2 separate regions of the Homo sapiens genome follow, and region 2 is linked to region 1. A link is a loop called in an ENCODE intact Hi-C map of the cell type or tissue named here. Cell type or tissue: A673. All regions are shown on one strand. Each heading gives the region's core, and the rest is flanking DNA. Links, peaks and the distances in the headings are about the cores only. Region 1 has its middle 49 kb from the start of AP5M1. Region 2 has its middle 86 kb from the start of TMEM260.

Region 1 (11,680 bases), core at 1,950-9,949:
TTAATGTTTAAAATGTTTTAATTGGGCTATTTCATATTAACATTTTAATATTTTGTTTTAATATCTTATTTTAAATTTTCATATTAAAAACACAGATTTCTGGTTTCCCTTGACAACTTGGATTGTTCATTTCCACAAAGCAGCAAGAGGTTGAAGTTCAATAGCGAGGACCCTCTTTAAATAGGGTATGCCCTGTTCAGTTCTCCACAGTTCCTGCTGCTTTCTGTGGTCCCTCAACTCTAAGGTCAAGGGCCTTCTGCCATATATTATGTCTCTTGCTCTATTGCTTCTCTTTATTTACACCCAGGTAGCTTCTATGGACATTTGACTGTGTGACATCAAGTTTATTATATTTGAATCCTGGGGGACTTTAACACCCCTTCAAAGGAGAGTTATTTTCACAAGACTATCTTGAAAATGCTCAGGGGGAAAAAAAAGTTTTTCTCTTTTTCATCTTAATTAGTTTTTTGGGTCGAATAGTAAAAGAAAAGAAGAAAAAAATTACTACAGCATGTAGAAATCTCAATACATAAAGTACCTAAGGAAGATTTTTCTTACTCATTCTAACAATTATTACACTATGTTTTTTCCATCTTTGATTTGACCTCAATCATGGGAAAATCAGCATCTTGAATTACTCAGTCTTTCCTAAGGCCAATTCTAAATTTCAGGTTAAAACTGAGTCCTGACAGTGATTCAATTTCATGACTCGAGGGAACATCTTTATATTCCCCATTGTTCCTAGCACAGTCCAGTCCATGGTAGGCCCTCTATAAAGACATATTGGATCACTATCTAAAGATGACAGGTTGAACATGTGCATGTCTTCTGTCAGCCTTAACAAAACACACAAAAATAACAGGAAAGGGTGTTTTTCTTTAAAAAAAAAAAAAAAAAAAAAAAACACAAGAGGCACCCTCACGCAGTGGCTCATGCCAGTAATCCCAGCACTTTGCGAGGCCGAGGCAGGTGAGTCACCCAAGGTCAGGAGACCCTCAGGTCAGGACAAATAGAAAACATAAGAGTATTTATTTAAAAACCAGAGGAGAAATACAGGAGATTCAACATCTGAATAATGGGATAACAGGGAAAATGGAAAGGGGAAAGGTAGAAATCACCAACAGAAAACGGTCATGAGAATTTTCCAAAGTTGATTAAGAACATGACTTTCTGCACTCAACGGGCCTGGTATGTGTCCAGTCCAATAAATAAAAACAGACTTATACGTGGCTCATAATTTTGAATTTCAGAACTCAGAGAACAATGAGAAGATCCACAAAGTTTCTAAAGGGAGAAAACGTTAGACATCAACAATCAAGATTCAGCATTGGATCAGACTTCTTAAGAGAGCACAGAAAACTAGAAGAAAGTTGAATAATGCTACAAAATTCTGAGGGAAAATAATTTATATTCTAGAATTCTAGGCCCAATCAAAATATCACTTAAATGAGACATTTAGAGATTCAAGTTCTCCAAAATTTTCTTCCCTATGTATTCTTTTCAATGAAACTTCTAAAGGAGGTCCTCCATTAAAAAAAAAAGAGAGAGAGAGAGAAAGCCAGTTAAAAAAAAAAACTTAGAATTCAATAGACCAATAGAGTGGGGATGGAGCCTACACATTTGAGAGGCAAAGGTAATCCCCAGCACAACAGTAATTACAGGTGCCAGTCCAGGTTGTATCAGAATCACAGTTCCAGCCTATGCTAGATCAGGCAAATCCATCACATTAACCATTAGCTTAATACAAAACATGGACTTCTTCAAACCCAATTTACAATATGATCACTAATATCCAGAAGGGTGGAAAGCTTTGGGAGTGGGTGTGGCGGGGAGGCATTTTTCACAAATCATGTATGCTTTTTGGAGACAGAATTAGTTCTTGTGTCATATTTTCCTATCCTCCATCTCCAATTTCCCCCCAAACCTATCAAGATCTATGTAACAGAAATGAAATATTAAATACCTTTTCTTTTTTAAACAAATTTTTAAATTTTAGAATCGTTTTTGACTCAGAAAAGTTGCAATAACAGTACAGAGTTCTCTTATTATACCCCTCACCCAGTTTCTCCTGGCTCATTTGTCACAACTAGGGAGCCAACACCAGTACATTACTATTAACGAAATTCCACAGTTTCTTCAGTTTCACTAATTTTTTTTTCTATTCCAGGGTCATATTTCCAGGATATCACATTATATATAGTCATCATGTCTTTTTAACCTCCTCTGTCTATGACAATTTCTCACATTCTCCTGGTTAGATGTTTTGTAGAATGTCTTTCAATTTGGGTTTGTCTATTTTTTTTTTAATCATGGTTAGTGTGTTATTCCATTCTCACACTGCTATAATGAAATACCCGAGATTGGGTGATTTATAAGAAAAGAGGTTTAATTGGCTCAGAGTTCCCCAGGCTGTACAGGAAGTGTGGCTGGGGAGGCCACAGGAAACTTAACGATCATGGCGGAAGGTGAAGGGGAAGCAGGCACGTCTTACGTGGCTGGGGCAGGAGGAAGAGAGAAGCGGGGAGGTGCCACACACTTTTGAACAACCAGATCTCATGAGAACTCTATCATGAGACAGCATGAGGGGGATGGTGCTAAACCATTAGAAATCACCCCAATGATCCAATCACCTCCCACCAGGCCCTACCTCCAGCACTGGAGATTACAATTCAGCATGAGATTTGGGTGGGGACACAGAGCCAAACCATGTCAGTTAGACTGGGGTTATGAGTATTTGGGAGGAAGACAATGAAGGTAAAGTGCCATTCTCATCATATCAAGAGAACATGCTATCAATATGACTTTTCACTGATGATGTGTTGGAGCCAGATGATACATTTCTCCGCTGTAGTTACTTATTTCCACTTTCCACATTCTGCTTTTCACAAGTAAGTCACCAAGCACAGCTCAAACTCAAGGGTTGGAGTGTTAAACTCTACCTACTTGAGGGGTGGTGTTGAGCTTCTCCTATTTGTTTGTTTATTCAAGCTTTGACTCATGAATATTTATTTTATACTTTGGGTTATAATTTAATACTACCTTATTTATTTTGTTGCCCAAGTTATTCCAGGTTTGTCCACTGGCAGCTTTAGTTTGGCTACTGTGTTCCTCTGACATGCCTCATTTTTTTTGTCTGTTTTTGTGCTTTGAGCACTTTCTTACCCTCTGGTTTTACAAGATGCTCTAGGTTCATGGTGTATATTCCCTGCATCAGCTCTATGATCAGTCATTTTTCTATGGAGCCTGGCTCCTTTAACTGGAGTCTATCATGTGCCTCTTCTTTATTGCTGTTATTTTTTTACGGCTTGACTCTTTCTGTAAAGTTAAGAGCTATTTGGAAGATCGGGGAAGGAGAAATATATTGATTTCTTTCTTCATGATTAATGTATAATTTATTTTAACATCTTAATCTAGCTTCCTACAAGACAGAGACAATATTAATTGTCACTTATCCTAGGTAAACATTACTAGAAGTTGAAATTTTCATTCTTAACCTTATTCCCTTAGAAATATTATTTAACTGGCAACTTAACAATCCATCCGAAGAATGCTAATCAGGTATTCTAAGAATTAGATTCTGTGTTGCTAAGTATCTTAAAGGCAAGGGCCACATAAACTTATAGGATAATTAATATTCTTAGACTTCACATTTTTATTAAGAATATCTAATAGACCAGCCTGACCAACATGGCAAAACCCTCTACTAAAAATACAAAAATTTGCCAGGCATGGTGGCAGGCGTCTTTAGTCCCAGCTACTTGAGAAGAGGCAGGAGAGTCGCTTGAACCTAGGAGGCAGAGGTTGCGGTGGGCTGAGATCGCACCATTGCACTCCAACCTGGATGACAAAGCAAGACCTTGTCTCAAAAAAAAAAAAAAAAAAATCTAACATACTTTACAAATTCGATACTCTGAGTCATTCAGTCGGTACACAGGTATTGTCATTTATTTTTTAACTTAAGGAAAAAAAAGATATCTTCATTCTACACATAAAATGAATGACCAAAACTAGGCCTAAACAATTACTTCATAAGGAGCAGTTAAGTTAAATTAATCTGAAATCTATGCTATGTAAATGCAAATTCAAAGTTAATTATATTTTTTCCCAAAAAGCTACATTTGCATTTACAGATACAGGGCTCAACTCAACTGTCTGTGTCAAATGACATAATCTGGTTATTAGACTTATGATGGGATTTAAACATTTTAGTGAGAGGAGAAAAATAAAATATTCTTTTGTTTAAATTAAGTTTGGAATTCAAAGGATTTGTTCATTTGGTTCTCCAAGTTTTAACTTTCAACATGAGAGAGTCTTGAAAGTAGTATCTTTGCTTCAAAGGCTTTTGCTTTCAAATTTAACTTTTACTTTGAAACTAACTGAAAGGGAACTAAGTGTATCAGAACCATACCTAATCCCCTAGAAGTCAGCATTGCATCGAGTTTATTAAAATTAAACACTCCTCTTTTTTCCTCTCCTTCCCAAACAGACATCTGGCAATAAAAAGCAAATCAGCTGAGCTAGGATAAAACAAGAAATGTTTTTCCTTCGCTAGTTCATTTGGAAAAGTCACTTTGCTAATTGAGAAAAATTTTAATGAATTTTACTTGTATTAAAATAAAGGTGATTGCTTCATGGCAACAATGTACTCATTTGAGAAAGTCATTACATTTATGTATTGTGTTGTCATGTAAATACTTTTGCCAAAATGTATTAACAAGAAATATAATATTATGGTTCATGGTTCATGTAATATCTGAAGAGAATAATTGTATAACTAATCAGTGAAAACAAAGCAAATGTTCCTCTTGGGTTTGTACAATAAAAATGGAATTAAAATTATTCAGGCTCAAAAATGCAAATATAACACATCTCCACCAGCAGAAAAATAAAATTTTAAAGGCAAAACTTGTATGTTCAATTCCTCTAAAAGTCTTAGTTTGATTCCCAAGCCTCATCAAAGTTCACTTCATGAATTTTTACAAAGTAATCAAATATTTCATTGTTTTAAAAACAATAAAATTATTATTCATTTTCCTGAACAAGCTCACTGATATTCAGAACACATTCTGGGGAAATTTAATGCTAATCAGTGCAGTGGCAGCAACCAAAATGGCACTTTAATGTATTAAACAGTAGCATAAGATTAAATTCACAGTAAACTTAACAGGAAATAGCCAATATCAATTTAAACACATGAAATCTTGGGAAACGGTAAAGATTAGAAATGACCTGAAGTAATAACCAAATTCTCTTGCAAAGTATAGGCCTTATATTAGACAACAGCACCCCCTACCGGAAGCTTGAGTCCGGGGAAGGGAATCTGTGAGGCTGGCAGGTGGAGCCACCATGGAATTCAAGTGCATCATCAGTCCTAGAATCATTTCTTTTCTATTGCATAACCACAAACTTCAGGTTCATCACCTAGAACTTTCATTATTCCCTCAACTGTAAGTGGGCCAGAAATTGATTCAGAATGTTTTATTAGTAAATATTTGGTATGTCTTTTTATTTAAGAAGGCTAAAATTCTGTGATAAATACCTGACATTAAAAAAAAAGAGATATCTGGTCATACAGTGATCTTGATTAGACTTCCTTGGAATTTCCCCACAGTGCTCAAAATTGTTTCTTTTCTTAGTAGATTATATATTTCTGAGGGTGCTTTGTTCTGATACCCCAACAAGCATGCATGGTGGCTATACTTACACATTTATATACAAATATTAATACATGCAAATACACACATACACACACATACCATATACACACAAGGTGCAACTATGATTCAAAGTGGAACATAGCAGTTTAGAAGCCTCAGTAAAATGGAAAGTCTTTGCCATCAGTTTACCTTCCAGTGTTCAGGTTTCTGGCTTTTTTCTATGATATTGTTTGGGTGAGTACACATCCTTAACAATCACTTACAAGAAGAAATATGAAAACTTCTGAGGGATGATAAAAGGCAGTCATCTGACAAACAGACTAGCCATATCTACAAAACACCCTCTTTAAAATATTAATATAAGCATAGGTGATCTTTAGACTGAAAAAAATACTAATATGAAATGCCCAACAGTGTTTTGAATGCAGCAATTAAATAAAGCAAATATCTAAACTGGGTTATGCCCTATAACTAAAGGAAACCTCAGTCACGCTGACTTGCTAAACGTGTACATGCCACAAGAGTAAGCACAGTGATCAGAGAAATAAACTGAAGAAAAAAATCAGGGGGGATCATTTTTTAACAGATGTTGCAGATCAGTAGAGAGAATGGAAGAGGAAAATAGAAGCAAGCCTGAAAACCAAATTGGGCTTGAAGAGCAATCCATATTACTATGAAAAAAGATGGGAACAGCTCTGAGCTTTGCATTTTACTTTATGAACACCCACCACCCACCTCCAGCACCAAATGCTTTAGTTTTGTGACTTTCATGTGAATGATTTTTATAAAAACACACCAAGGAGGCATAGTACCCAATGAAGGCAATCCGATCTCAGACCATGTTCATTCTCCTAGCCAAGTGAAAGGAGAAGCTTTCTTTTCCTTCCTCGAAAGTTTTAGAGTGCACAGAGGAGGCCAGAAGCAGCCAAATTGGAAGGCACTCTGTTTTTAACCCTCTTGCTTGAAATACAGAGTAAAATCATTTCAGAGAAAGGTTAAACATCTACTCAAAGTTGTCTACAGGTGGGAATGTTTGTTTCCTGAGGTTAGAAGCACATCATGGTCCAGGCGCAGTGGTCCATGCCTGTAATCCCAACACTTTGGGAGGCTGAGGCAAGCGGATCACTTGAGCTCAGAGTTCAAGACCAGCCTGGGCAACACGGCAAAACCCCATCTCTAGCAAAAATACAAAAAATTAGCCGGGAATGGTGGCATGCACCGGTGGTCCCAGCTACTCAGGAAGCTGAGGTGGGAGGACCGCTTGAACCCAGGAGGCAGAGGTTACAGTGAGCTGAGATCATGCCACTGTACTCTAGCCTGAGTGACAGAGTGAGACCCCATAAAAAGAAAAAGCAGCTTATGCATTCCTCAAAGAAACACAATCAAAAGTATTTGCAATTACAGGTATTTGAGGGGCAGCCACGTAGTAGTTGGAAAAAGCAGGGAGTCAGGACACAGGGGCCCAGAATCCTGTCCCAGTTTGGCCCCACTATGTGCCCCTGCATGTCATTCCACTGCTCTGTGCCTTTGTTTCTTCATCTATAAAGATGAAGACACTTGACTACATTTCCGTCTCAGTCTTTGATGACAAAGAAGTTTTAATGAGGATTTAGTGTTCAGACAAGACATGATCTAACAGTGTATAACAGTGCTTCATAAAATGATCATGGTGCAAAAAGGGAGAGGCTTCACAGGATCAAAGAACTATAGTTATGATGGATCTTCCCTGGATTCACTCATTCATTTATCCTTCCGTGGGTGTTTATTAAGGGTCTAGTATGTGTCAGACTTCAAACCAGGCAATATAATACAAATTTGAATAAGACTCACTGTCTTCTCTCAACGAACTCACAACTTAATGGGGAAGAAAGACAAATCTATCTGTATTCACAATACAGGGCAGGTAGTTCTCTACTAGCATATGCTAGAGTACTGGGGAGCATGTCTGGAGGATCTCAAGCAGGGAGGAAAGGGTGAAAGCTGTCACTAAGGAATGCTTGGAAGAGGCAACCACAAGCCTGACCTTAAAGCACGAACAGGTGTTAGCCAGGAAGAAAAAAGAAAGGAGGGGCATTTTAGGCAAAGGGAGCAGTCTTTGAACTAAAGACTGGACCAGGGAGAAATGTAGAAGATTCTGGCAACTTCAAGTAGTTCAGTGTGGCTTGACAGCAGGGTGTGTCCAGAGAAGCTCCTGCAGAGGGAGTGGGAGTGGAGGCTGAAGTACTGAAGGAAAAAGCTCATTCTACCCAGCATGGGGGTGGGGACAGCACAGAATAGACTGGAGGTTTTGAAGACTGTTGGCGAGAAGAGCAGAGTGGTAGAGCTTGTGATAATTATCTGTACCAAGGCCACAGCAGTGGAAATAGAGAGTTGGAAAAGAAATTGCAAAATGTTTATAAAATAGAATTAACATGTTCAGTGATTGATTGTGTTTGAGTGAGGGAGAGGGAGATGTTGAGGATGACTTACTTTCAGATTTCTGGCTTGGATGGCTGGTGCTGGGACCAGCAATGCAGGATGGAGATCGGACTGGGTGGAGAAAGATGCAGAATTCTGCCTGGGCCGGGGATTAATGAGACATTCAGATGAAGGTCTCTTTAGGGCTTCTGGAGGATAAAAGAGTTTAGAGAAAAGCAACAAATATTCCCAACACCCTTCATACCATCCATTAGCTTCTGAATAAGAACTCATTCTCATGACCACATCATGAAAATGTATCATTCTGGACCTCCTCCACTGTTCTTGCAGATCTAAACACAGCCTTCTGTCATCTTGCGCTGTCTCCTAAACTCCCAATCTCATACTCACACTTTACCTAATCTTCAACTTCATCCAGACTCCAGTTTGCAGGTTGCTGCTCATTTTCTCAGCCCACCAGGCTCCTTCCAGCTCTACTTTCTTCCCTATCTGGAGAAGGGAATCATATTTGGTCTTATTGTGATACCATCTAGAATCACATAGAAGAATCACATAGAAACGCATAGGAGACACTCATCCTGATCACACTGAATGATCTCTTAGACTCAGACCTCAATATTCACACAGTCCCTAACACATCCTCCCCCAAAAAACCAGAGTTTAGATGATGCTCCACTCACTTCCACACAACTACCTCTGCATTGTCCCAAACCAGGTATGGGTTTTGTTTTTTGTTTTTCTGAGATGGAGTTTCTTTCTTATTGCCCAGGCTGGAGTGCAATGGTGTGATCTCGGCTCACTGCAACCTCCACCTCCCGGGTTCAAGTGATTCTCGTACCTCAGCCTCCTGAGTAGCTGGGATTACAGGCATGTGCCACCACACCCACCTAATTTTTTGTATTTTTAGTAGAGATGGGGTTTCACCATGTTGGCCAGGCTGCTCTCAAACTCCTGACCTCAGGTGATCCACCTGCCTTGGCCTCTCAAAGTGCTGGGATTACAGGCATGAGCCACCACCAAGTATGTTTTAAAGTGGCCCGAGATTGGATTCCTGGGCCAAATCCTCTCCCTTTAGAAAATTCAGAAGCTGCCAGGGAAGATCACAATTTTAAAATGGCAGCTTCTCTGAGCCATTAGACAAGTCTCACAGTTGCTAGACTTGATGAGTTACTCCTTTTATTTTTTCAGTAAGTACTCAGTGAATATTTGTTAAGCAAATGGTATTTTCAGAGTATGTCTGTAGCCTTTAAAATTTGATTCTAGGCTGGGGATGGTGGCTTATGCCTGTAATCCCAGAGCACTTTGGGAAGCTGAGGCAGGAGGATCGCTTGAGCTCAGGAGTTCAAGACCAACCTGGGCAAGATGGTGAGAGCCCATCTCTATTTTTTTTTAATTATTCTCTAAATATTTTAATAATAAAATACTTAAACCTTTTAGCTGTCTGCTGAAATGCCAACCCAACAGGGATCATTGATAAATATGATGATAAAGAGAAATAAATGTACCCAGTTACCCCTGGAGAAAGTATCAGTATCCCCATATAATGAACGTGAACAGCCATCTGAGGAAGTAAACCAAGATGTCATTTACAAATATGTAACATAAACCCTTACAATTGGAACCCACACAATTCCAATCAAGATGACCTGGAAAGGGTGTTTAGAAAGGAAAATCTTCTGTAGCTAATTATATGGTACCAAGACTGGAGATGGACTGTATGAACTGTCCTGGAAAGAGAGTAACCTATCTGAATGACAAGGCTGCCTACACATTTAAATCATCTCTGATTCTGTCTGTTTGTAAACTTCTGATTTTCTTGCTAGCTGTTTGACTACAGAAGAGGATATATTGGTTGTACAGATGGAAATGCACCATCTTCCTGGCAGTTATATATCATATTGCCAATTAATAAATTTGTATTAATTCAGCCTTCTCTACTGGGTTTAGTTATGTGAGTTGCCATCTCCAAATCCTATGTAGATGGATACACATTCTGCAAACTCTTAAGGTTTGAAAGCCATAGAAAAGTAAATTCCACCTTGTGAAACCCTCTGGGACAAGGCTTGCTAAACCCTCCAGCCATATACCTGAATGTGACACCTACAGGGCAACTTCTGTAATATTTGAATGGCAACCCCAATGGATAGTCAACAAAATAGTTATTGACTTTGCTGCACATATGTGTGGTTGTCAGTAATCATAATAATTCCTATTTGTCCAATGGCTACCATGTGTCAAGAATAGCTCTAGGTCTAATCAAAAGTATGTAACATTTTTTCCTTTAAATCTATTTTGAGCAATTGATGCTCTCTTAAAAAAAAGAAAAACAATCTTATTTATAACAGTGAAAAACTGGAATCAGCCTAAACGTACAACATACAATAATAAAGAGGGATCTCAATTGGTGAAAACACATACATGAAAAGACTAAAGAGCTACACATCGAAAAGTTAACAGACAGAATCTGGTGTCTTTTTCATCATTGGCTTTGTTCTTTTATATATTTACATTTTTTTCTGCACTGAATATGTACTTTATAATTCAAAAGTTTTCATTCACTGCTAATTCACAAAAAGAAACTTCAAAATTATTATTTGTCTTCAGAGTCTTCTTTGGGTCTTATTTCAACGGAATGTGAGAGTTCTTTAAAAATTACATTGAATTATTAGATGAAGTACAATTAAATTGTCCCTTTGGTTTACTAAAGAGTTAATCTGCCATTATGCTTGCACATATTTGGCCTCTCATTCAAAGCAAACCCATAGAGCAATATCAGCCCAATTTTGCTTCATTACCATAGCAACATAATGATGACAAAAGCACACGGCTCCTTCCCTCCCTCTCACACATATGCCCTGTTACTGTTTCTCTTTCACCTATTTTCGTTCATCGCCATTTTCCTCCATCTATATATTTTTTATCCTTTTTCCTATACTGGCTTCCTTCTTCCCAAAAAGTTTATGTGTGGCAAAAAAAAAAAAAAAAAAAAAAAAAAAAAAAAAAGAGTGTATGTTACTAATCATAACACCCTCAATTTAAAATGCCAGTTGGTTTTTTCTGTTTTGTACTCTTCAAGACTCTTCCTAGTCAACCTTAGGTAAGGAACAGTTATATTTTTTCCTGGGAAACTTCTCTAATCAATACTTTTGAATACAAATAATTTCAATATTCAGAACTTAACTCAAATGAGCTTTTAGATGGGAGGAAAGAGTGCATACTGGGGGAGCCACTAGCAGTAACTGCATTTTATTGGGCTTCTTCCACTTCTCTTTTCTCGTCTTCACACACATAAACACAATAAATCCACTATTGATTCTGGTAGTGTGGAGAGATGGGACAGTAACAGGAGCATCACAGGTAAACACTTCAATTGCACTTCATGAAATCAGGGACTCCATATAGAGGGTATGCAGTGACCGTGCCTACCAAATCCACTCTACACCCCTCCTTCTTCTTTCCTGTTTTTTCTATGTCCTTTATTTCTTCCTAAGAATTCTGACTTCACCCAGGTACCTGCTCTTTTACTGGAAGTCATATCCTTCAGGAGAGGCTAGTCCCAACTCCAAGCTTAGATTGGGAGTCTTGATTGATGTAAGCTAATCATG
Region 2 (11,680 bases), core at 1,699-9,698, 820 kb before region 1:
TGGGCCATGGCACTACGACTCCAGAGAAGAGAAGCTGTTAAAAGGGCTACATGGGCAGAGAAAGAAGATATGCCTGAGTCCACATCAAGGTTTTTCACTGGGCAGAGTAGTGATATGACCTTGGGCAAATAATTTAACCTATGTCTTAGTTTCATCTAGAAAATAGAGATGGTAGATTGCAGGTTTGTTGTCTTTAAGCAAATGAATGTATCTGGAACACTAGAACATAGAAAACACTTAGTGAATGGCAGCTACATCATCATCATCATCATGATCATCATCGTCATCATCCCCAAGTTTAGCTGGGAGAGTTTGCTTGGCTGCTTCATAGAAGAATTGCAATCTGGCTTGCCCCAACATGTATAGGTGAAAGGATAGAATATTAAACTCTAAAAAGATTTACCCAAATTAGTTTCATTTCCCTCCTCACATTTTCAAAAATCTTCTTTAGCATGGCATTACATGGATTGTAGAGCACTGGAACATGAGAGTTCTCATCCCATCTCTTCCAGTAGCCATTTGTAGGGCCTTGGGCTTCCCAGAGCCTGTGTTTTCTTGGCTAGAAATGGAAATTTATGCACACTTTGCAAGATTGTTCAAAGACATGATGGGGTAAGGCATGTGATGTTCTTCATATTGTGTCTGGTATATTGCAGGAGGGCCATGAATGCTGGTATCCCTTCTACTCCCTGGGGTCTGAGCTCCACCACTTTATTTGGAAAAGAAGGGTTTAAGGGGAGTTGGGCTCATTTTTCCTCCAAGATTTTTCACTTCTAATGTCCTGTGACTCTTGCAACCTTCTCATGTGGTATATAATGTCATTTCCCAAAATACAGAGAAGAAACTGGGAGATAAACAGCTCTAGAAGGTTTCAAAGCCACTGGCTCTTATCTCCATAGTGCTAAATTCTCTTTCCTGGTTGTTCAGGGTGCCTTATACTGCAATCTGAGAACTCTTCTTCCTGATTTCCTTTGATAAACTCTATAGCTCTCTTGGACCCCTTGAAATGTGAATATTTATATTTATTGGCTCATCATCTTTGTTTAACACATTCTTTAAAAAGTTGTTCTGGCCGGGCTCGGTGGCTCATGCCCGTAATCCCAGCACTTTGGGAGGCCGAGGCAGGCAGATCATGAGTCAAGAGATTGAGACCATCCTGGCCAACATGGTGAAAGCCCGTCTCTACTAAAACACACACACACACACACACACACACACACACACACACAAATTAGCTGGGCGTGGTGGTGGGCGCCTGTAGTCCCAGCTACTCGAGAGGCTGAGGCAGGGGAATCACTTCAGCTAGGGAGGGGAGGTTGCAGTGAGCTGAGATTGAGCCACTGCTCTCCAGCCTGGTGACAGAGCGAGACTCCATCTCAAAAAAAAAAAAAAAAGTTGTTCTGTATTTTGTATCCTAATTATGAAGGCCATGACCTGATTTGCTTCCCAAACACAACCCTCAAGCAATATTTCTCATCTTGGTATATATCATTTTCTTCCATTCTGTTAGTCAATTAAAAATCAAGGTGTCATTCTCAAGTCCTCTCTTTCCCTCACTACCTATACCAAGCCATGAACAAATCCCACTGATACTACCTTTAAAACATATCTAAATGTGTCAACCATCTTCATTCCCATCAATGTCATGCTGGGCCGAGCCGCCATCATTTCTCCTGGAGGATTACTATAGCAGCCTCCTCTGTTCTCCACAAAGGATTTGTTCTCCACATAGTAACCAGAGTTTTTAAAGAATGTGAATCAAATAGTGTAATTCCCCTGCTTGATATCTTCAAAGATTATTCTCTTTGGTTTTCCAAGGCCGTGTATGATCTGGCCATCATCTGTCCTTTCCAAACTCATCTTATGCCATTCTCCCATCTACCAAGCTTCAGCAGCTCTGACCATCTTTCTGTTCCTTGAACACCTCTCATTTCTGTCTTAAACTTCTTGCTCTAGCTGTTTCTTCTGCCTAAAATGTTCCTACTCCTGATCTTCGTCTTGGCTAGCTACCTTGGCATTCATATCTAAGGGTAAATATCATCTTCATAGGGAGGACATCCTAGATGGCTCAATCTAAAGTATCTACTCAACCACTGTCTTCCACATAACTCTATTTTAATTCTCTCCAGGGCATATATCACTAAGATTTTTCTTATTTAAGTTTTAATTTTCTGTATCCCCCCATTAGAATATATGCTCCTTGAAGTGAAGACACTGGCTTATCTTCTTTGCTGCTGTACCCGGGCAGAGCCCAGAGCTGTACATGGCACAGAGTAGCTGTTCAATAACCCACTGAATGAATGGAGGCAAATTCATCCTGCATTGGATTTATATCACTATTTATCATATCATGCCGCTAGAGGGCAATACATCACCTAATTAGAATGAGGAAATCAGTGTCCCTTTCTTCCAAAAGGAACTTAATTGATTTTTAAAATTTATATATATGAGGTGTACATATTTCGAGGGTACATGTGATAATTTGATACATTCTTATAATGTGTAAAGATCAAATCAGGGTAATTGGGATATCCATCACTTTAAATATTTATTCTTTATGCTAGGAACATTTGAATTATTCTCTTCTAGCTAGATTCAGGTGTATGATTGAGCTTAATTGATTTTAATCATTAATGTGACAGACATTTATTTAAGAAAAACACTCTGAAAAGGAGCCACTAGCTTTTCAAACCAACCACCAGGCACTGCCCAGGAGAAAGAAGTTTTTTCCAGGGTTATAAGTGGTAAAATAGTTTTAAATAGACTCTGTATTATTCAGGTTAAAAAAAAACTCATATAAAATGAGAAAGCATTCATGTCCATGATATGAAATTGTTTGGGAAGTCAGAAGGAAATTAAACAATGCCTTATTTTATCCATCTTTTACACACATACACAAAAATGTATTTCTTGGCCACTATTCTTATTTTTGCTTTTTAAAGTTCGAACCCTGGACATCTCATGGGAGTAGGGATTCTGAAAGAGATTTTCTTTTTTTTTATTTTTATAATTCCATTTCTTTCCTAAGCTTTTCTTTTAAAGTAAGCAGCATGGTGTGTCTAGGATATGTCATTGAGTGCTAAGACATCCATGTTCCTGCTGACAGGTCTGCCTCGTGGTAAGAACAGCGAGAGTGACTAAGCTCCAGTGATAAGGGCAATGCTGTTTCTTGAGCCTGCTGCAGCACCTGTCATGGGAGGCAGAGAGAGCATGCAAATCCCTCAGGCCCATGTCTGTTCAATGACAAAAGGAAGGAGGATGCACTATTCCCAGTGACCTCAAGATGGCAGTGGAGAAATACTCCAAATGAATTTCCTGAGGTCACCCCCCGATCCAGCGAAGGACCACTGTAATGGTTGGTTAGCTATGAGGACAGTTTCAGCGCCACATCGGGTCAGTTACCATGACAGCTGGAAAGCTCTCCTGGAATCTATGAGTTTCTAGCTGTCCTGTCGCCAGAGATGACAAGTGACTTATAAAGGAAAAGTTTGAGCCTCCCTAGAAAAACCTTAAATTTGTTTTTAATGTTGCTGACATGACTTACTGTGGCAGAAAGGCTTCTCAGTGTGAGTGCCTATGGCCATGGGATCTTGATTGGTCAGATGAGGCTGGGACCTTTGCATTTCCAGGGCTTTGCTGGAGTAGGAGAGTGGCCTCAACTTTTCTCAGCACTTAGGAACAATGAGAATGGTTTAGGGCACCTACCATGGGCTTTGGGGGATGTATTAGTCCGTTCTTGCACTGCTATGGAGAAATACCTGAGACTGGGTAATTTATAAAGAAAATAAGTTTAATTGGCTCATAGTTCCACAAGCTATACAGGAAGCATGGCTAGGGAGGCCTCAGAAGACTCACAATCATGGCAGAAGGGGGAGGGGAAGTAGGCTCTTCTTATGTGGCCAGGAGGAAGGGAGATGTTGGGGGGAGGTGCTACACACTTTAAAACAACCAGATCTCATGAGAATTCACTCACTATTACAAGAAAAGCGAGGGGGAAATCCGCCCCCATGATTCAACCACCTCCCACCTGCCTCTCTTCTAACATTGGGGATTACAATTCAAAATGAGATTTGGGTGGGGATACAAATCCAAACCATATCACAGAAGGAAATAAGATCAGCTTTTGCTTATTTCCTTAAATTTTGTTGAGTACGGCAGGGTCTATTGAATCCTCACATCTAGTACAATAGATTACCAGCAGCTCAGGAAGAAGGATGCAAAAGGCATGAGAATGACCCCCCTCTGGCCTCCTTCAAGGAGGTGAAAGAACATTATCTCCTACACCCGTGTTCCAATTTTCAACCACAAAAACACACATATGTATGTGCATTAGCAAACACTCACTTGTTGAACACCTACAAAATAGTTATTATACTCATGGAGTCAAATGGAAATGATGCAGAATTAAAGTTATGAGAGGTATCAACAAAACGTTATTGAGAATTCAAAGGACAAATGCCTAAAGCTTTGATTAAGAGGAAATTAGGTAATATTTCATGGAGTAAAGACTGGCCATAAAAGACTGAGTAGGATTTTAGGTGGATGGAGTTGGGTGGTGAAAGGGAGGGCATCGCAAACCAGAGAAAGAGAATAAGCAGAAGTATGAAGGGAAGATCACTCTGAGTGTGTCCGATATAGATAGAGTACAGGCCTAGTATGGGAAGTAGCAGGTGATAAGGCTTTAAAGCAGTGGTTCTCAATCAGGGGAGATTTTGCCACCCAGGGGACATTTGGCAATGTCTGGAGACATTTTTGGTTGTTATAACTAGGTGAGGGTATGTTATTGACATCGGGTGAGTAGAAGCCAGGGATACTGCTAAATACCCTACAATGCACAGGATGGCTTGCCACAACAAAACTTATCCAGCCCCAAATGTCAATAGTGCCAATATTGGGAAACCCTTTTTTCGGGAAGATTGGTCTTGGTCACAGAAGACCTTGAAAATCAGGGGAAGGGAAGGGAGCTTACTTGGTAAGCAAAGAGAGTACAGAAGATTTTTAAGTGGGAGAGTGAATGTGTTGATATTATGATTTATGGGCATTATATGGATATAGGTACAAATATAACCTTTTCCCTCCCTCATCTTCTAAGGAGAAACCTTATTGGCACTACTTGGCTAGCCAGCCTTTGCTGTGCTTAGAGGGTAATAGGTAGAGATGCAGAATTGCAGAAGCCCAGGTAAACTAAATTAATCTCCATGTAAAAGGACATGGAGCCTCCCAGAGAAGAAAAAATGCAAGAGGTGGAGATGAGAGAGGCAAGAGAGATGAGTGAGAGAGTGAGGAAAACAGCACAAGATGCAGTTACAAAGAGGGAGCATCAAATTAGGTCCTGTGGGGAGATGCTAAAATAAAAAACCTTGCTTCTGCCCTTACTGAGCCCACCATCTCCTAAAGATGATGATCTTACATTAAGTAAGTCCCTATTATTCACAGAGGAAAGTATACAGTCATCTCTCCATTTGCCGGTTCCGCATCTGCAAATTCAAACCAACTATGGGTTGAAAATGTTTTTTAAAAATAACAAAACAACAATAAAAAATACTACAAATAAAAATACAGTACAACTATTTACATAGCATTTACATTTTATTAGGTGTTATAAGTAATCTAGAGATGATGTAAAAGTTATGTGCAAATACTGTGCCATTTTATATAAGGGACTTAGAGCATCCCTGAATTTTGGTATCTGCAGGGATCTTGGAACTAATCCCCAGTGGATACTGAGGGACAACTGTGTGTATTTTCACAAGGCTTTGTCGTTTCTCGGAGCTTTCACTGATGAATAAAATCTAGGTGATCTCAACTCAGGGGTAAAAGTCATTTTTGGCTGCTTTCTTTGTGGGTTTTTCTTACATAGAGCATGAAAGAAAAAACTCACCGAATCTATCCAAGTCTAGGATTAAATTATTTCTGTCTTTCGGGCTGAAGATGGATTTGATGCTGATGACTAAAGATAGCCAGTTGCCCCTTGTTACAGGTGGGTCCTCACAAATTTGGCCAGTAGAAAGCTGCAGTGGAGACACTGTTAAGACTGCAAGAATATCAGTTCCTCATGTCACAGTCAGCTGCTCTGGTCCATGCACCTCTGCCAACTTCCAGTGGCTAATAAGCTTTTGGCCCAGTGATGGAAGCAATGGTGCCAATGACAAATATAAACAAGGTCCTCTGCCAGGAGCAAAAGCTGAAATCTTTCTGGTAATTGCAGCCTGACATGTGCATGGCCCCAGGATCGTGTGCCATCTCCACCACAGTCATTTACTATCTGTCGTGGCTCCAGGGACCTCATACAACATAATGGCTGCCATGGACACCGCATTATCCTGAATATGCCAGGGCAAAATGACATCATTCTTTTTGTAACTCCCCAGAGTTGGGAATGAATGGATATTAGGAAGGACATCCACAGAGCTGGTCAGTCAAGAATGAAACCTATGCACCAAACTGAGAAAAGCTGTTGATAGAGGAATTTTAAAGAAGGAATAGGGAGAGGACTACTTCTCTGTTTTTAGCTGGAAGTTCTATCATGTACAAATGCTTTTGATCACTACTTACAGCATGTCCAGCAATGATGGCTTGAAAATGGGAGATTATTGTATGACAAGAAGTCCTATGCAGGAGGATTTTCTGGTTATAACAACTGCTCTATCATGCATCAAGGACATAGGTTATATATGTCTTTTCTGTCCTTCATTCTCAGTAAGTTGGATTTTAGTTTTTATTGTTTCATGGTATTATTTCAGGTATCATATTTAAGGTGGAGGCAAGAAGAATGGGAAAGAGGTGGTGCCAGCCATTCTGCCCCTTCTTTCAGGAAAGGAGAAACTTTTCCCATTACATTTCATGGACCAGAACTGGGTCATCTGATCACCCCCAGCTCTAAGGGAGGCTAGGAAAATGAGTGTCGTCTAAGAGCAAAAGGATTGACGTGACCAGTCACGGTTCATCTCCAAGGGCGGGCTGTTTGTTATCACAAACAAAATTAGGATTCCATTAACAAGAAGGGAAGGGAGTTATTGGGTAGACAACTCACAGTGTCTGTCACAAGCCCTTGCCATCCCAGACTTGCTGGCTTGTGAAGTGTGGTCTTCAGGTGGTGTGGGATGGAAACACAATGGGCTCCATCACTGTTTGCAGGTGTTCCCCTTGCTGTGCATGCCTTTCTCCCCCTCCTTTTCTCCTTTTCTCTTCTGAACTAACTTCTCCTTATACCCAGGGCTATGTTCCTAGTGAATTTCTGCTCATCCTCAGGCTTCTACTGAACTCATCTTCATGAGCATTTCCTGGCTCTACCTCTCAGTGTTAAGCAGGCCCATCTCTGGCCTCATGACAAACTGTGTTGGCATGTATCACACTGAATTGTAGCTGTCTGTTTTCTTATCTTTGCTCACCACTAGATTGGGCTCCTTGAGGAGTCTTATTCATATATGTCATATTCATGTTTATGTCCCCAAGACTGGGCACAGAGCCAGGCACGTAGTAGTCACTTAATAAACACCAACTGAATCAGTGAGAACCTCAGCGAGTTTTGCTGCATGCTATAATTCCTTAAGAAATAGTATTTCTGGATAAAACACACACAGAGAAAACTTCATTATTTGGGGATTGTGAAAGAACACACTTCTTAAGGAAGAGGTGCCCTGTCTCAAAGTGAAGATGCTTCTGCCTGGTGTTTCTACCTGTGTGTGCTGGCTTCCTGTATAGCCAGGCCCTTATTTACCCCAGCTCCATTTGTTTGCCTACCCCAGCTCCCCAAATGTAGAAGTGAGATCACCCTCCCTCATGGGCCATCTCTGGGAAGGCAGTGTTTCATTGGGAGAGCCTAAGCTTTGGAGATTTGACTCTGCCATTATCACATTCTACTAAAGAGCAACACAAGTTAGCCTGTTAACTAGCCTCATTAAACTTCAGTTTGCTCATTGGTGAAATATGACAATAACAGTAACTTCAGAGGAGTATGTTGAATATGAAATGACATAACACATGTAAAGTGTTTGGCACGTGGTAGCTGCTCAGAAAAGCATTATGATTAGTGACTGCGTCTTGGATCTTTAATTATATGGTTTTATCAGTTCAAAGTTTCCTTATTTGCAGGTGATTTCACTACCCTAGAACCAAAATGAACCATGTTACACAAATGAAGTTGGGAAATTTCTTCGCTCCGTATACGCACATATGTAGACAGCTCCATATCCCACAACCTCGTGATAATGAAATCCCTCGCCTCTAGGAAACATCACAGAATATCAGCTTGGGAACACTGTGTGTTTTGCATGTCAATCTTGTAAGCATGAAGACCTACTTATAGTAAGGTCATATGTGTTCTATAATGTATTTGAAAGATTTCTAACTTATCACCTATTTATTCTTCTATTGGGATATAATTTACACACTATAAATTTTACCCTATAAAGTATACATTTCAGTGGATTTTAATATATTCTGGCTTGCGTGACCATTATTGCTATCTAATTCTGTTAAGTTTTTCATCACTCCCAGAAGAAATCCCATACCCATTAGCTATTAATCCCCATTCTCCTCTCCCCCTCAGGTTCTAAAACCACTAATTTACTTTCTGTTCCTATGGATTTGCCTATCCTGGATATTTCGTATAAATGGAATTATACAACTTGTGGCCTTTTGTGTCTGTCTTCTATCACTTAGCGTGATTTCAAGGTTATCCACATTGCAGCATGTATCACTACCTCGTTCCTTTTTATGGCTGAATAGTACTCCATCATATGGCTATGCCACATTTTGTTTATCCATTCATCCATTGATAAATATTTATATTGTTTCCACTATTTGGCTATTATGAATAATGCTACTATGCAAATTTGTGTGTAAGTTTTCGTGAGGACGTATGTTTTCATTCTTCTTGGATATATACCTTGTAGCAGAATTAGTCAACCTTTTGAGGAACTACCAGACTGTTTTCAAAGTGACGGCTATATTTTATATTTTCACCAGCAATGTATGAGGATTCTAATTTCTCCACATCCTTATCAAAACTTACTGTTGTCTGACTTTTGATTTTAGCCATCCTAGTAGATATTAACTGGTATTTTACTGAGGTTTTGATTTGCATTTCTCTAATGACTAAAAATTTTGAGTATTTGCAAATTGTATATTAACAAGGTCTACTACCCAAATATATATAGAATGATTAAAAATTGACAAATATTTGAATAGACATTTCTCTAAAATTTGAATGTCTTTTTTGGAGAAATGTCTATTCAAATGTTTTGCCCATTTTCAAATTGGGTTCTTTGTCCTTTTATTGTTGAGTTGTAATCATTCTTTATATATTCTGGTAGTAGACCTAATAAAAGTCTACTACATTTATTAATATATAATTTGAAAATATTTTCTCCCATTTTGTGGGTTGTGCTGTTCACTTTCTTGATGATTTCTTGAAGATTAAAATTTCAAAAATTTAACTTTGATGAAATCCAATTATCTATTTTTTTGTTCTGTTGCTTGTACTTTCCAGGTCATATCTAAGAAACCATTGCCTAATTTCAAGTCACAAATATTTACACCTGTTTTTCCTAAGACTTTAATGGTTTTAGCTTTTACATTTAGGTCTTTGGTCCATTTTGACATATTAATAATTTTTGTATTTGGCATGAAGTGGGGGTACAACTTCATTATTTTGCATGTGGATGTCCAGTTGTCCTAGCATTATTTGTTGGAAAGACTATTCTTTCTTTCTTCATTGAATTATTTTAGCACCCTTGTCAAAAATCAACTGACCATAAATGTAAGAATGTAAGAATTTGTTCTTGGACTCTACTCTCAATTCTATTCTGTTGACTACATATTAGTCAGGGAAAGAGAATCAATTACTTACACACACACACACGCACACACACACACACACGTACACATACATATATACAGGAAGGAAGAAAGAGAACAAGGTTTATTGCAAGGAATTGGCTTATACAATTGTGACAAGCCTAAAGTTGTCAAGAAGGGCAGGCTGAAACTCTCAGGCACAAGCTGAAGCTTCAGTCCACAAGCGGAATTTCTTCTTCTCCAGGGAAGCCTCAGTTCTGTTCGTAAGTCCTTTCAACTGATTGATTCAGGCCCACCCAGATTATCTAGGATAATCTTCCTTACTTAAAGTAAACTGATTATAGATTTTGTCACATTTACAAAATACCTTCACGGCAATACCTAGATTAGTGTTTGATTGAGTAACAGGAGACTATTTCCTAGCCAAGCTGACACATAGAACTGACCATCACAATCTGCTCAGCCTTATGCCAGCACCACACAGTCTTAATTACTGCAACTTTGTAGCAAGTTTCGAACTCGGGAAGGTGTGAGTCCCCTTTGTTCTTTTTCTAGAAAGTTTTGGCTTTTCTGGGTCCTTTGCTTTTCCTATGAATTTTAGAATCAGCTTATCAATTTCTGTACCTGCATTTATTTTTATATTAAGATAAATTGGCAACTTTGAAATCTAATTCATATGATTAAAAGAGTGGGCTAAGATGTTCTGCTTTGTCTCTGTAGGGGATAAAAATGAATTATCTTGGAGGCGGGGCACTGGCTCATGCCTGTAATCCCAGCACTTTGGGAGGCCGAGGTGGGCAGATCATCTGAGGTCAAGAGTTCGAGACAAGCCTGGCCAACATGGTGAAACCCAGTTTCAACTAAAAATACAAAAATTAGCCAGGCATGGTGGCATGTGCCTGTACTCGCAGCTACTCGGGAGACTGAGGTGGGAGAATCTGTTGAACCCGGGAGGCGGAGGCTGCAGTGAGCTGAGATTGCGCCACTGCACTCCAGCCTGGGTGACAGAATGAGACTATATCTCAAAAAAAAAAAAAGTAGTATCTTTTCCTTACCCATCACAAGGTTCGTGGTTGAGGCCCTTATAACAAAAGACAGATTAACAAAAGAAAAGCATAACACATTTATTTGTTATCAGTTTTACATGACTCAGGAATGTAAGACCTTCAGAAATGAAGACCCAAAGAAACAAGGGAAACTGTATTTTTAAGAACATGTAGAAGTTTGATTGGAGGACAAAAGATGTGATCTCATGGTCACATTAACTGGGGGAACATGGCAATGCCTGTTTTTTCAGATTAATCTCTGTGTCTCTGTATTTCCAATCCTTTCTTCCAGGTATAGGGAGGACCTCTGGAATGAGGGTCTTATTCCTACTTTACAGGAAAATCAGAGAATTATTTTATGGCATGTTTCTGCCTCAAGGGAGAAGGACAGGAGAAGGTCAGAGAAGCCTTCCTGCTTTTGCTGTTTTCTCAAATGTCAAAGTGCCATATTTTGGGGTAGTGTGTCCTGAACTCCATCATCTCTCAGGATCATTTCATGTATTTCCTATCTCCTGCCAGCAATATTATGTTCTAACTGCCAGTGTGAAAGACAGAGATGAAAAAGCATCATGGGAATAAATGAATTAATATAACATTGCTAGCCAAAAGGGGTCCCAATCCAAACTTCAAGAGAGGGTTCTTGGTGCAAGAATGAATTCTGGGTGAGTCTATATTATAAACTGAAAGCAAGTTTATTAAGAAAATAAAGGAATAAAAGAATGGCTGCTCCCCTCAGGGATGCTGGTTGGCTTTTTTTTTTTTTTTTTTTTTTTTTGAGACAGAGTCTTGCTCTGTCGCCCAGGCTGGAGTGCAGTGGCGTGATCTAGGCTCAC

Evidence for each region. Peaks named below come from ENCODE experiments on the same cell type or tissue, not always from the same donor. Only the 100,000 strongest peaks of a DNase experiment are listed, where the experiment ranks them.
Region 2: a loop joins it to region 1, with 12 times the contacts of the local background. A loop is called at or near these places in 92 of 110 quality-filtered maps.

What each region holds. Positions count from the first base shown.
Region 1 is chr14:57,312,133-57,323,812 of GRCh38, forward strand. No RefSeq gene overlaps it. Among named protein-coding and RNA genes, the nearest start is that of AP5M1, 49 kb to the left of the region's middle. In A673, for the core only: a CTCF peak has its summit at 5,294 (motif pointing left); a DNase peak (open chromatin) is centred at 5,279; H3K27ac peaks cover 1,144 bases.
Region 2 is chr14:56,488,227-56,499,906 of GRCh38, forward strand. No RefSeq gene overlaps it. Among named protein-coding and RNA genes, the nearest start is that of TMEM260, 86 kb to the right of the region's middle. In A673, for the core only: CTCF peaks have their summits at 2,368 (motif pointing right) and 3,287 (motif pointing right); DNase peaks (open chromatin) are centred at 2,365 and 3,265.